2 separate regions of the Homo sapiens genome follow, and region 2 is linked to region 1. Evidence: read pairs that join two places in POLR2A ChIA-PET (ENCODE). Cell type or tissue: K562. All regions are shown on one strand. Each heading gives the region's core, and the rest is flanking DNA. Links, peaks and the distances in the headings are about the cores only.

What was found. Peaks named below come from ENCODE experiments on the same cell type or tissue, not always from the same donor. Only the 100,000 strongest peaks of a DNase experiment are listed, where the experiment ranks them.
Region 2: POLR2A ChIA-PET joins it to region 1 with 6 read pairs; 16 of 35 experiments call an interaction of 5 or more read pairs at or near these places.

Annotation. Positions count from the first base shown.
Region 1 is chr17:8,426,125-8,431,502 of GRCh38, forward strand. It overlaps a transcript of NDEL1 not described here. Among named protein-coding and RNA genes, the nearest start is that of NDEL1, 7.1 kb to the right of the region's middle. In K562, for the core only: a CTCF peak has its summit at 4,075 (motif pointing left); no DNase peak of the experiment used is centred there.
Region 2 is chr17:8,357,449-8,362,826 of GRCh38, forward strand. KRABD2 (KRAB domain containing 2) reads right to left here. Exons shown (of 2, transcript NM_001304947.3): 2 at 1,374-5,378. It overlaps LOC100128288 (a long non-coding RNA gene), which reads right to left and starts at 3,093. Exons shown (of 1, transcript NR_024447.1): 1 at 965-3,093. In K562, for the core only: no CTCF peak of the experiment used is centred there; a DNase peak (open chromatin) is centred at 2,533.

The sequences.
Region 1 (5,378 bases), core at 128-5,127:
CTTTTTGTTTTTTCATTTTTAGAAAATCTCCAGGAAGGAAAGAATTTAGCTTCTTTTGTTAATTGTGCTATGCCAGGCATCTAGAACAGGGCCAGGCCCTCATTAAATATTTGTTGAATGGTTGGAAGCATGATCTTTTGGTCCTGGCAACTTTGACTCATTGGCTTACCTGGTAATGGGAATCGGGCTAAAATTGCTTAATAAGCTTAGACTGGTAAGAAACACTCCATTTCTTTTCAGCCCCGTCATTTCATTAGTCTAGTTTGGGAGTAGGTAAACCTGGCGCCACCTTGTCTGTATAAAGGTATGTGAGCACATATCATTTTTTCCCAGGGACAGTCACACTGTTTATGGAGGTGTGATGTCAACAGCCCTTGGGGTTGCCAGGTGTTAACCCAATGGGCAATTAACAGTGTCATGCCATCCTTTTCTTGGGAGGCAGCTGCCACTCTGGGGTGTGGGTAGTGCCTGTCACGTGGTCGGGATGAGAGCCAAGGATGATAGTGAAGCCTGAAGCTTGGGGAAGTCAGGAAAACCGTGAGGTTCCAGATCAGCAGGAAGTCCACAGTTAAGGGAGCCTTCTGGGAAGAAATTAGGACCAGCCAGAGATTCATGGGAGCATGGCAGGGTATCAAGTTCCATCAATAGGGGAGAAAAGGCCAGACAAACCTCAATAGGGGATTAAAGGCTCTTGAAACCTCAGTTTACCCCCCAGATAAGGATGAGGTCTCTTTCTTTCCAGGTACCATCACCCAGGGCAGGACCTTCATAGGAAGGCCTGTTTCAGCCGCAACCTAAACTGTTCTCATTTTTCTCTTTTCTAAAAGCCACCTTCCAGCAGGCTACACCTGGCGGCCTGCACAAGGCAAAGCACCTTCCTGGCAAGGGAGCCAAGGGCCAGAAGCAGGCCGCATTCTCAGGCACAGTGGAAAGGGAAGGAAAGGGAAGGGGGCTTGGAACCTAAGACACTGCATAGCAAATTCATCTCTACCCAATTCCAGCCTTTCTGTTGACTTACAGCCAACTGGAGTTTGAAAGTGTGGGGATAAACTGATGGGAGAGCTGAGGTTTGGGAGTCTGAGCTGCTTTGAGTGGTCGGTGAGCTCTGTTTGCTCCAGAAGCTAATGAGGATGCAATAAAGACAACAAATAGAACCTTCTTTCCCTTTGGGCTATTCCTGGGTATAGGAATAGCCCAGGCTGGCTGTTTGTGGCTGGCTGGGTCAGGGACCGAACCATAGTGAGCATTTTTGAATCGGACATGAGTTGGTTACCATTCAAAGTCTTGGAAGGGAGGCTGGGCATGGTGGCTCATGCCTGTAATCCCAGGACTTTGGGAGGCCGAGGCAGGCAGATCATTTGAGGCCAGGAGTTCAAGACCTGTCTGGCCAACATGGTGACACCCCGTCTCTACTAAAAATACAAACAATTAGCTGGGTGTGGTGGTGCAGGCCTATAGTTCCAGCTACTCGGGGGCGGGAGGCTGAGGCAGGAGAATCGCTTGAACCTGGGAGGCAGAGGTCTCAGTGAGCCAAGCTCGCGCCACTGCACTCCAGCCTGGGCGACAGAGCAAGACTCTGTCTCAAAACAAAAACAAAAAACAGACAAACAATAAAACCACCCAAAGTCTTGGAGGGGGAAATTAATCTCCTGGTTGAAGGCTCTGGCATTCTGTGGACTGCCCAGCAAGCCATTTATACGACCAATATTTATTGAGTGCCCACTCAGTGACAAGTGTTATGATGAAAAATTAAGATGCATTTCTCTATTTAAGGCATTTGCATGTACTTTTATGTTCTTTTAAAATTTCACATCTTGGTTACATCTTATATTGCAGTCTTTGGTTTTAAGGGCCTTGACAACTTTACGGAGGAAGAGAATCCTATGAATATGAAGCCCTATTTTCACTCAGGGAGCAGCCCTGCCACACTATATCCTTTGCCATGGTTGTTTTTCTTTATAGCATTTCTCATGACCTGGCAGAAATAGATTAGTCTGCTTGCTTGTTGTCTATTTTCCCTTTAGAATATAAGCTAATTATATTGGGTAGGGGTTGGGGGTGCTTTTTAAAGTTGTGGTGGGATATCCATGGCTTAGAACAGTGCCTGGTCCTCAGCAGGCACTAAACTCCTTGCTAATGAATGAAAGACTTTTCTCTCTATATAAAACCACTTCTCGCCTCAAGGCTCAAGTGTGTGTGGTGTGTGTGTGTGTGTGTGTGTGTGTGTGTGTGTGTGTATTTTTTTTTTTTTTTTTTCCGAGACAGAGTCTCATTCTGTTGCCCAGGCTGGAGTGTAGTGGTGTGACCTTGGCTCACTGCAACCTCCGCCTCCCAGGTTCAAGCAATTCTCCTGCCTCAGCCTCCCGAGTAGCTGGGATTACAGGCATGTGCCACCACACCCGGCTACTTTTTGTATTTTTAGTAGACATGGGGTTTCACCATACTGGCCAGGCTGGTCTCGAACTCCTGACCTCGTGATCTGACCACCCTGGCCTCCCAAAGTGCTGGGATTATAGGTGTGAGCCCCCATGCCTGGCCCCAAGTGTATATTTTTAAGATTTTTGTTTTTTTGAGATGGAGTCTCTTTCACCCAGGCCAGACTGCAGTGGCATGATCTCGGCTCACTGCAAGCTCCGCCTCCCAGGTTCACACCATTCTCCTGCCTCAGCCTCCCGAGTAGCTGGGACTACGGGCTCCTGCCACCACGCCCGGCTAATTTTTTGTATTTTTAGTAGAGACGGGGTTTCACCGTGTTAGCCAAGATGGTCTCGATCTCCTGACCTTGTGATCTGCCTGCCTTGGCCTCCCAAAGTGCTGGGATTACAGGCATGAGCCACCGCGCCCGGCCTATTTTTAAGATTTTAAAAACACATTATTATTAATATTATTTAATTACAAAAGCAAAGGATATTGCATTAGGGATTATAGACGCTATGGCCTGGGTTTAAGATTTAGGCTAGAGAAAAGGCATAGTTGCCTATGACCCAAATCTTAGTTCCTTTGTAACCTATATCATCTAAGTTCAGCCTTTCATACCAGCGAAAATCTCTGTCTATGGTGACTTTTTTCAGGATTTGGGGTATTTTCCAGAATGTTCTGTCAGTCTTGCCTTTGAAGTTATAGCCACCAGACCATTGGTTCATTCTTTCACTTTCGTTGAAGCATATTAAATGAGTGTTTGCTAAGTGCCTGTTGCTGGGGATATATTAAGACAATCAACACTGTCCCTACACTCAGTGAGTTTTGGTTTCTTGGGGGAGATTGGACATCTCTGTAACCAAAAGGCCATGTTTAATAAGTCTCTTGTGAACTGTGTAGAGCTCCATGTGAGCTCAGAGGAAGGAGTGCTCACTTTGGGACTTTGAGTATCAGGGAAGGCTTCCTGGAGGAGCTAGCATATGAGTGAGACTTCAAAAGGCAGAGGAGAAGGTGGGTTGGCCAAGCCTAGGCAGCAGCTGCAGTGTAAAGGGCAGGGGAAGTCAACAAGATAGGCCCATAGAGGAAGGGAATCATCTATTTGGGGGACCATGCTGGTGGGTCTGGCCAGACCTAGAGAGGTGATCCATAGGATATAGACCGTAGAAGTGGGCTGGAGTTGCTTTGGGAAGGCCTTGAGTATGAGACTACTTTGTTCCTTATCACAAAGGTAACAAGATGCCAAAACAAGTTTTGGAGGCAGGGATGCTCTGCATACAGTGAGATTTTAGAAAGATTATTCTTATGGTTATGTGTGGACTGCTGGGCTGAAACAAGAAGAAATTCGAGGGAGAGAAGTTTGGGGAGAGAGGGACAGACAAATAAGAAACTTTGGATTATGGGCGATGTGGGAAGAAAGTACTGAAATATGACTAGATTTACTTGAGTTTAGGAAGGGAAAGTCTTTGGGCTTTGGTGACCACATGCGTGAGATGCAAGCTGGGGAGGGAAATGATTAGGGGGATTTGATGAGTGCCTTGTGCTTCACTGACTGGAATGATGGCACCATTGGCAGAAACATGAAAATTGTTTTGGAAATTTCTGTTGGGGCAAAGGAAAATCTGTTTGGGGTTTCGGCATGTAGAGCTGGAGGTGGTGGTGGGACATCTGGTGGACATATCTGCCAGACCATTAGCAACTGGCCAGTCAGTGGGTGTCCCTTGCCCAGCTAGATCTATACCCTTAGAGATTAGCAAAAAATGCTGGCCAAAGGAATAGAGAGAGATTAGGTTGAAGCTGATTTTGAGATGTCTTGCTCACCTGATTCAGTAGAGTTAAGTATGCCCCATCTCGTCAGAATTTCCACAGTGGGCCTGTGTGCATTACATATCACCTTCTGTGAGTGTGTGATGTGGCCGAAGTCCAGCATCTTTACTAGCTAGGGTTCGGGCTTGTACCCAGATCTCTCTTAGGGTAGCCGGTCAACCTCCACCCTTCCCAGTGGTGGAATCTGGCCTCTGTTTCCTGAATCTCAGAGTTTGTGACAGGAGAGATGTTGGGATCCTCATGCATGCTCTCAGGGACTGTGACATTAACCTCTTTGGCTCAATCCAAGAAAGACCTTGTACTGGGACCCATGCCTCGGCAAACCCCTTCCTAATGATTTATAAAGGCAGAGGGTAGGGCAGCCCTCACTCACCTTTTTTACCACCACAAGGGCTGGTTTTATAACTTCTGTTCCCTTTCGGGGCTGATTTCCATCTTCCTTTCCACTTTATTTTTTCTGGATTTGGTATATTGGAAGCAGGGGCTGGGGCAAAGGTTGCTGATGGTTAATTGCCATGCCCAGCCCCTGGGCCCATCTCCCAGGGAGAAAGCTCAACCACAAGGGGGAAGGAATTACATCAGTTTGGGCCCTTCGGCACCTCTTAGAATCCTGCCAGGCAAAGCCCGTTCATTAAGATAAGGCCAATAGTCCAGTCCTGACAAACACCAGTTTTGGGTCCAGGCCGCGTGGGAGGGGTGGCAGCTTGGAAGATGATGCCAACATTTTCCGAGGGGCCTGGCCTGCCATTAGATGACTCAGTGCGTTTCCCAGCACCTCAGCCAGGAGGCAGGGAGAGAGCCGCAGCCCTTATTAATTTTTTTCCTCTTGGGATAGGACTGTTTTGTCTTGGCACCAGGTCCACAGGAAAGCCTTCATTCATCCCCTCCCTGTCTGTGATCTCATCAGCCAGAGCACAGCTTCACCCAGGGAAGCAGAGCCCCAGAGCCTGAACGAGCTGTACCAGTCCATTGTCCCAGGCCACTGGCCTTGAAGTAAGACCTACTTGAGTTTAAGCCCTAGCTCCTCTGGGTCTCAGTTTACAATATGTACAATGGAAGCAATAATCACAGCCTCACAGGCTCATTGTGAGGACTGAGGGAGGGAAAGCATGTAAAGCACTTAGCACAGTGCTCTA
Region 2 (5,378 bases), core at 267-5,266, 69 kb before region 1:
AAAATAAAATAAAAATAAAGTCCATTATTAAACAACAAAAAAGCACCCCAAAAACCAAGGGCCAAGAAAGAGGGAATATTATTTTTCTTTTCTTTTTTTTTTTTTGGAGACAGAGTCTCGCTCTGTTGCCCAGGCTGGAGTACAGTGGCGCAATCTCTGCAACCTCTGCCTCCCAGGTTGAAGCGATTCTCGTGCCTCAGCCTACTGAGTAGCTGGGGTTATAGATGCCCGCCACCTCGCCTGGCTAGTTTTTGTATTTTTAGTAGAGACAGGGTTTCAGCATGTTGGCCAGGCTGGTCTTGAACTCCTGACCTCAAGTGATCCACTCGCCTCGGCCTCCCAAAGTGCTGGGATTACAGGCATGAGCCACCACACCTGGCCTAATTTTCTATAATGGAGAAAACACAAGGCTTATGATTTTCTGCTTCCACAAAGCATTTGGCAGAAATAGGCCAGGAATCCCTATTTTGTAGCCAGGGGAAAGGAAGAATTGTTCTCGGTAGGGGACCACTCTCTAGGGTGAAGCCTGGTCAGTGCCATAGAAACTGTCCTTGGTATTTCTGAGAATTCTGGGTCCATGCTTGGTTAGCTGAGAAACTTGTCAGACACCATATTCTAGTGAGTGCCTGGAAGATACCTGTGAACAGAAGGGGAAACGACACAAGGCCTGGGGGCTTTCAGGCAGCTTTTGGGATCTGCTACATAAAATGCCAGGACTTGAAGACAAGTGACTCTCACTCACATGAATACTGCCTTTGCAGGCCAAAGAGCAAACTGCCAAGTTACTGCCCTGTATTTCCATGTTCAAAGCTGTCTCTCCTCTTTGGTGGGACCTTGTCAATTCTTCTTTTTTTGGACGTAATTGTAGAGTTACAGAAAAGTTGCAAGAATAGTACAAAGAATTCCCACTCTTCACCCAGATTCCCCAAATGTTAACATTTTACTGCATTTTTTTTTTTTTTTTGAGACAGAGTCTTGCTCTGTCACCAGGCTGGAGTGCAGTGGCGTGATCTTGGCTCACTGCAACCTCCGCCTCCTGGGTTCAAGCAATTCTCCTGCCTCAGCCTCCTGAGTAGCTGGGATTACAGGCGCGTGCCACCACGCCTGGCTGATTTTTGTATTTTTGTAGAGACGGGGTTTCACCATGTTGGTTAGGCTGGTCTCGAACTTCTGACCTCATGATCTGCCCACCCTGGCCTCCCAAAGTGCTGGGATTACAGGCGTGAGCCACCGCACCCAGGTGCATTGGTTTTATATCTCTCTGTCCCTCTGTCCCTCCCTTCTCTCTCTCTCTCCACACACACACACACACACACACACACACACACTCATTTTCCTGTACTATTTGATAATAAGTCGCCGACATAATGCTCTTTATCTCAAGATATTTCAACATCTATTTCCTAAAAACAAGGACATTCTCTTACATAACCACAGTACAATCCTCAAGACCAGGAAATTAACTTTGATACAATATTATACTCTTCAGACAATATTCACATTTTACCAACTGTCCCAATGATGCTCATTGTAATAAAAGAATATCCTGGATCATGCATCACATTTGGTTCCCAGTGTCTCTAGCCTACTTTAACTGGAATAGCTCCTCAGTCTTTCTTTGTCTTTCTCAACATTGCCGTTTTTTAAAGAGTACAGGGCAATTATTTTGCTGAATGCCCCTCAATCTGGGTTTGTCTCTTGTCTCTTCATAATTAGATTCAAGTAGCGCATCTGTGGTAGAAATGACACAGAAATGTTCTCAGTGCATCCTTTCAGGGCAGCAGTAGTTGTACATGTACTGGGGAGGTTAACTTTGATCACTGGGTTAAGGTGGTGTCTGCCAGGTCTCTGAGCGAGGATCCTGCTGATTATATTTCTCCCTGCAAGAAGTCCTCTAATACAAAGTAGGCAGGATGGAGAATGTTCAGCAGTGATCTGCAAATGGTCCTTGGAAACTTAGCTTGTGTGACTTCTCACTGAGCACTCCTTTACAGACTTACAAGTCTTTACTCTGTGCCTATTTTTCTGCATTTAGCAGTCTCTTTATTTGTTGGTACCACCAAAGGCCAGCATGATGCCTGGTACATACTTAGTGCTTATAAATGTCCAATGAATGAGTGAAACTGACAGGCTAGAGAAGGGGGTAGGTAAGGAGAGCTGGTCCAGGAAAAGCCCAGAATGACAGTGGATTTCAGAGAGGCTCTCTTCCTGATACAGAGGGCCCCTGCACCTACAGATGAAGAAGGGTGGCAGTTTCAGGTGTCTGGACTGGTTCTCTGCACCCCATTCAGGGCAGAAAGGCAGGGTTTCAGGACTGGGAGCCAGCTGTGTTATTACAGGTGGCCTGGGTTCTGTGTTGAGCGAGATCCTAATGGTCCCTACATTTAAGGCAGCCATTTCCAGCATTTTGGCCATTGCATCAGGAGAAAGAGAGGCAAAAACAAGAGGGGATGTCATTCAAAGAACAGTACACTGAATTGTGGGGGTAGAGTGGGGAGGAGGAAAGAGGCAAACATCTGGCCACTGAATGACTCACCAAAGTTAGGAGTGAGCCATCTGTGTGAATCCCAGAGGAAAGGCTCACAAGCACTCATCTGCTACGTACTCACCCTGTAATGTCGCGGGAAATGCATAAAAGTGAAAAGAACTCCTACGCCAAAGTTCCAGGTGTGGAAAAGTTATTCTGAGCAAGGAGCTAGTCAACAGAAAGGATGTAGCAATTCAAATTACATAGAACAATAAGATTTAACAAATTGAGACATGGGGAAGCAAAAAGCAAAATATCAGGACCAAATTTTAAATGGAAAAGGGAAACTCTAACTAGATCCAAACCAAAATGATAATAATAATGATAATAATAATAATGAAGAAAAGTAAACATAAGAAAAATATGATTCTAAAAGGCAAAGTCTCATATTAAAACGGAAAGGCAATTTGCTCAGGAAGCTCACATTTCCTGCCTTCTTTGTTTGCTTGGAAAACACAGTAGAGTCGACCATCTGGGGTAATTAATTCTAGGGTAAAAATGTCAGAACCTGGGTAAACAAAGATTAGCACCATGATAAAAATAAGGAAGAACCAGGAACTAAAAAAGAAACCAAATTCAGTAAGTTCAAAGGGATAGAATTCTGAAGAAAATTCTGAAGATTCCAGGGACAAGCTTGTTTTGCCATCCGTCAACTTTTTGAATGAGAGTCCTGGGATAACTCTTGCTCTTTTATATTTCAAAGTATCTCAGGTTTCAAATCAATTTCTATAAAGCTTCCACAAAACAAATGGAAGGAAGAACTGTAAATCACAAACTAAAAAAAACAAACAAAACAAAAAACCTTTCCCCCTTACAATTCAACAACCCAAAGTCACCAAATTGAAGAAGGGTAAAGTAATTGCAGAGGTAACGGGCTCATGCACTGATTGAACCTAACCTTGGCAAACCATACTTCAATGGTCTGTTGTACTAATGTCCAGAAAGCATGCAAAATAATTTGGAAGCAAGAATGTAAGTCTGAGCTTCTCGGTTGCCTCCCCCACTGCCCTTCCTTCTCAGTGCTAATGACATTCCAATGCTTAGTCTCAAAAAAACCACTGGTAATAGGGATCTCAGAAATATCAGAAGAAAACGTTCCTTCTACCCCTAGAGCTGCAGACAAGCAGATTCTATTCCACAATATAAGGCCAAAGCTAGTTCTGAAAAAGTGGGTAAATAGAGAACATTCACAAAAGCATTCATCTCTAAGTCTCCTATCTTCTCTCCATCTCGGAAGTGGGGACATGTGCCCTGGCAGGAAGCTCAGGCTGGGGTTCTAGAAGAGGTAGGAAGTACAAAAGTAGAAGAGGACAGTCTTCATACTACACAGGGCAGAACTGGAAGAGAACTTTAAAACGAGTTGGTTCAATTGTCTGTCACCTTAGATGAGGAAGCCAAGTTCTGGAAAGAATAAGTGACTCTGGCAGTGCCTAGAGTAGCCGATGGCCTGAGTTTCTTCCTGCCACCCCACACAAAACAAGTGCAACCAGGAAATTCATGTGCCTAGACCTGATGCCTTAATTCCAAAGCTGCAAAGGTAGTTGGGACCATATGATAGTCCAACTTGGATGCCAGGTTTAAGTTGTTATCCTGTGAGTGAGGAACCACTGCAGATTTCTTTTTTTCCCCTGAAGGGCTGTGGTGCAATCGTAGCTCACTGCAGCCTTGACCTCCTGGGCTCAAGAGATCCTTCCACCTCAGCCACCCAAGTAGCTGGGCCTACAGTGTGAGCCACCAAACCTAATACCATGCCTCACTATGTTGCCCAGGCTGGTGTCGAACCCTGTGGCTCAAGCAATCCTCCTGCCTCAGCCTCCAAAGTGCTTGGATTACAGGCACGAGCCACTGCACCTGGCCCAATGGAGATTCTTGAGCAGGGAAGATGGTTATAAGCATTGACCTTGGACTTGACACTTAGGTTTGAACCCTGGGCTAGTTATTACTTTCTGAGCTTTATTTCTTTCTTTATGAGAGGAAAATTAAGTCCTTAATACACCTATTTAAACTCATTTCTTCAGCTTCAACTGACTTTGTAGGATCGTAAGGATTACATAAGAAAATGAATTTAAGGCCAGGCGTGGTGGCTCACGCCTGTAATCCCAGCACTTTGGGAGGCCAAGGTGGGTGGTGGATCACGAGGTCAGGAGATCAAGACCGACCGTCCTGGCTAACATGGTGAAACCCCGTCTCTACTAAAAATACAAAATAGCCGGGCGTGTTGGCGGGTGCCTGTAGTCCCAGCTACTTGGGAGGCTGAGGCGGGAGAATGGCGTGAACCCGGGAGGTGGAGCTTGTAGTGAGCCAAGATTGCGCCACTGCACTCCAGCCTGGGCGACAGAGGAAGATTCCATCTCAAAAAAAAAAAAGAAAATGAATTTAAAGCTCAATACTAATACTGTAGGTAAATTAGTATTCAGTAGTGTTAACTATTATTCCAAGCAGAGCTTTACTTCTGGAAGATTCACTAGGTGGGTTGTCTCCAATCAACAAAGGTAACAAGAGCCTGTCCTGGGGGAATGGAGAGATGGTAACAGATTTAAGACATTTCAGAGTTAGCCTATCAGTTATGTACTGTTGCATAACAAACCACCTCTAAACTCGGTGGCTTGAAACAACAACATTCATTTATTTTGCACATGACTCTGCAATTTGGCCAGGGCTTGTCTCTGTTCTATACAGTATTGAATGGACGATGAACTGGGGGCTGGGGAGTCTCCTTTTAAGATGGCTCACTCACATGGTTGGCAGGTTGGTTCTGTCTGTTGGCTAAGAGCTCAGCCAGGGCCGAGGGCCCAGGGCTTTGGCTCCTCTCAATGTGGGCCTCTCCACAGGCTGCCTGGGCTTCTTCACA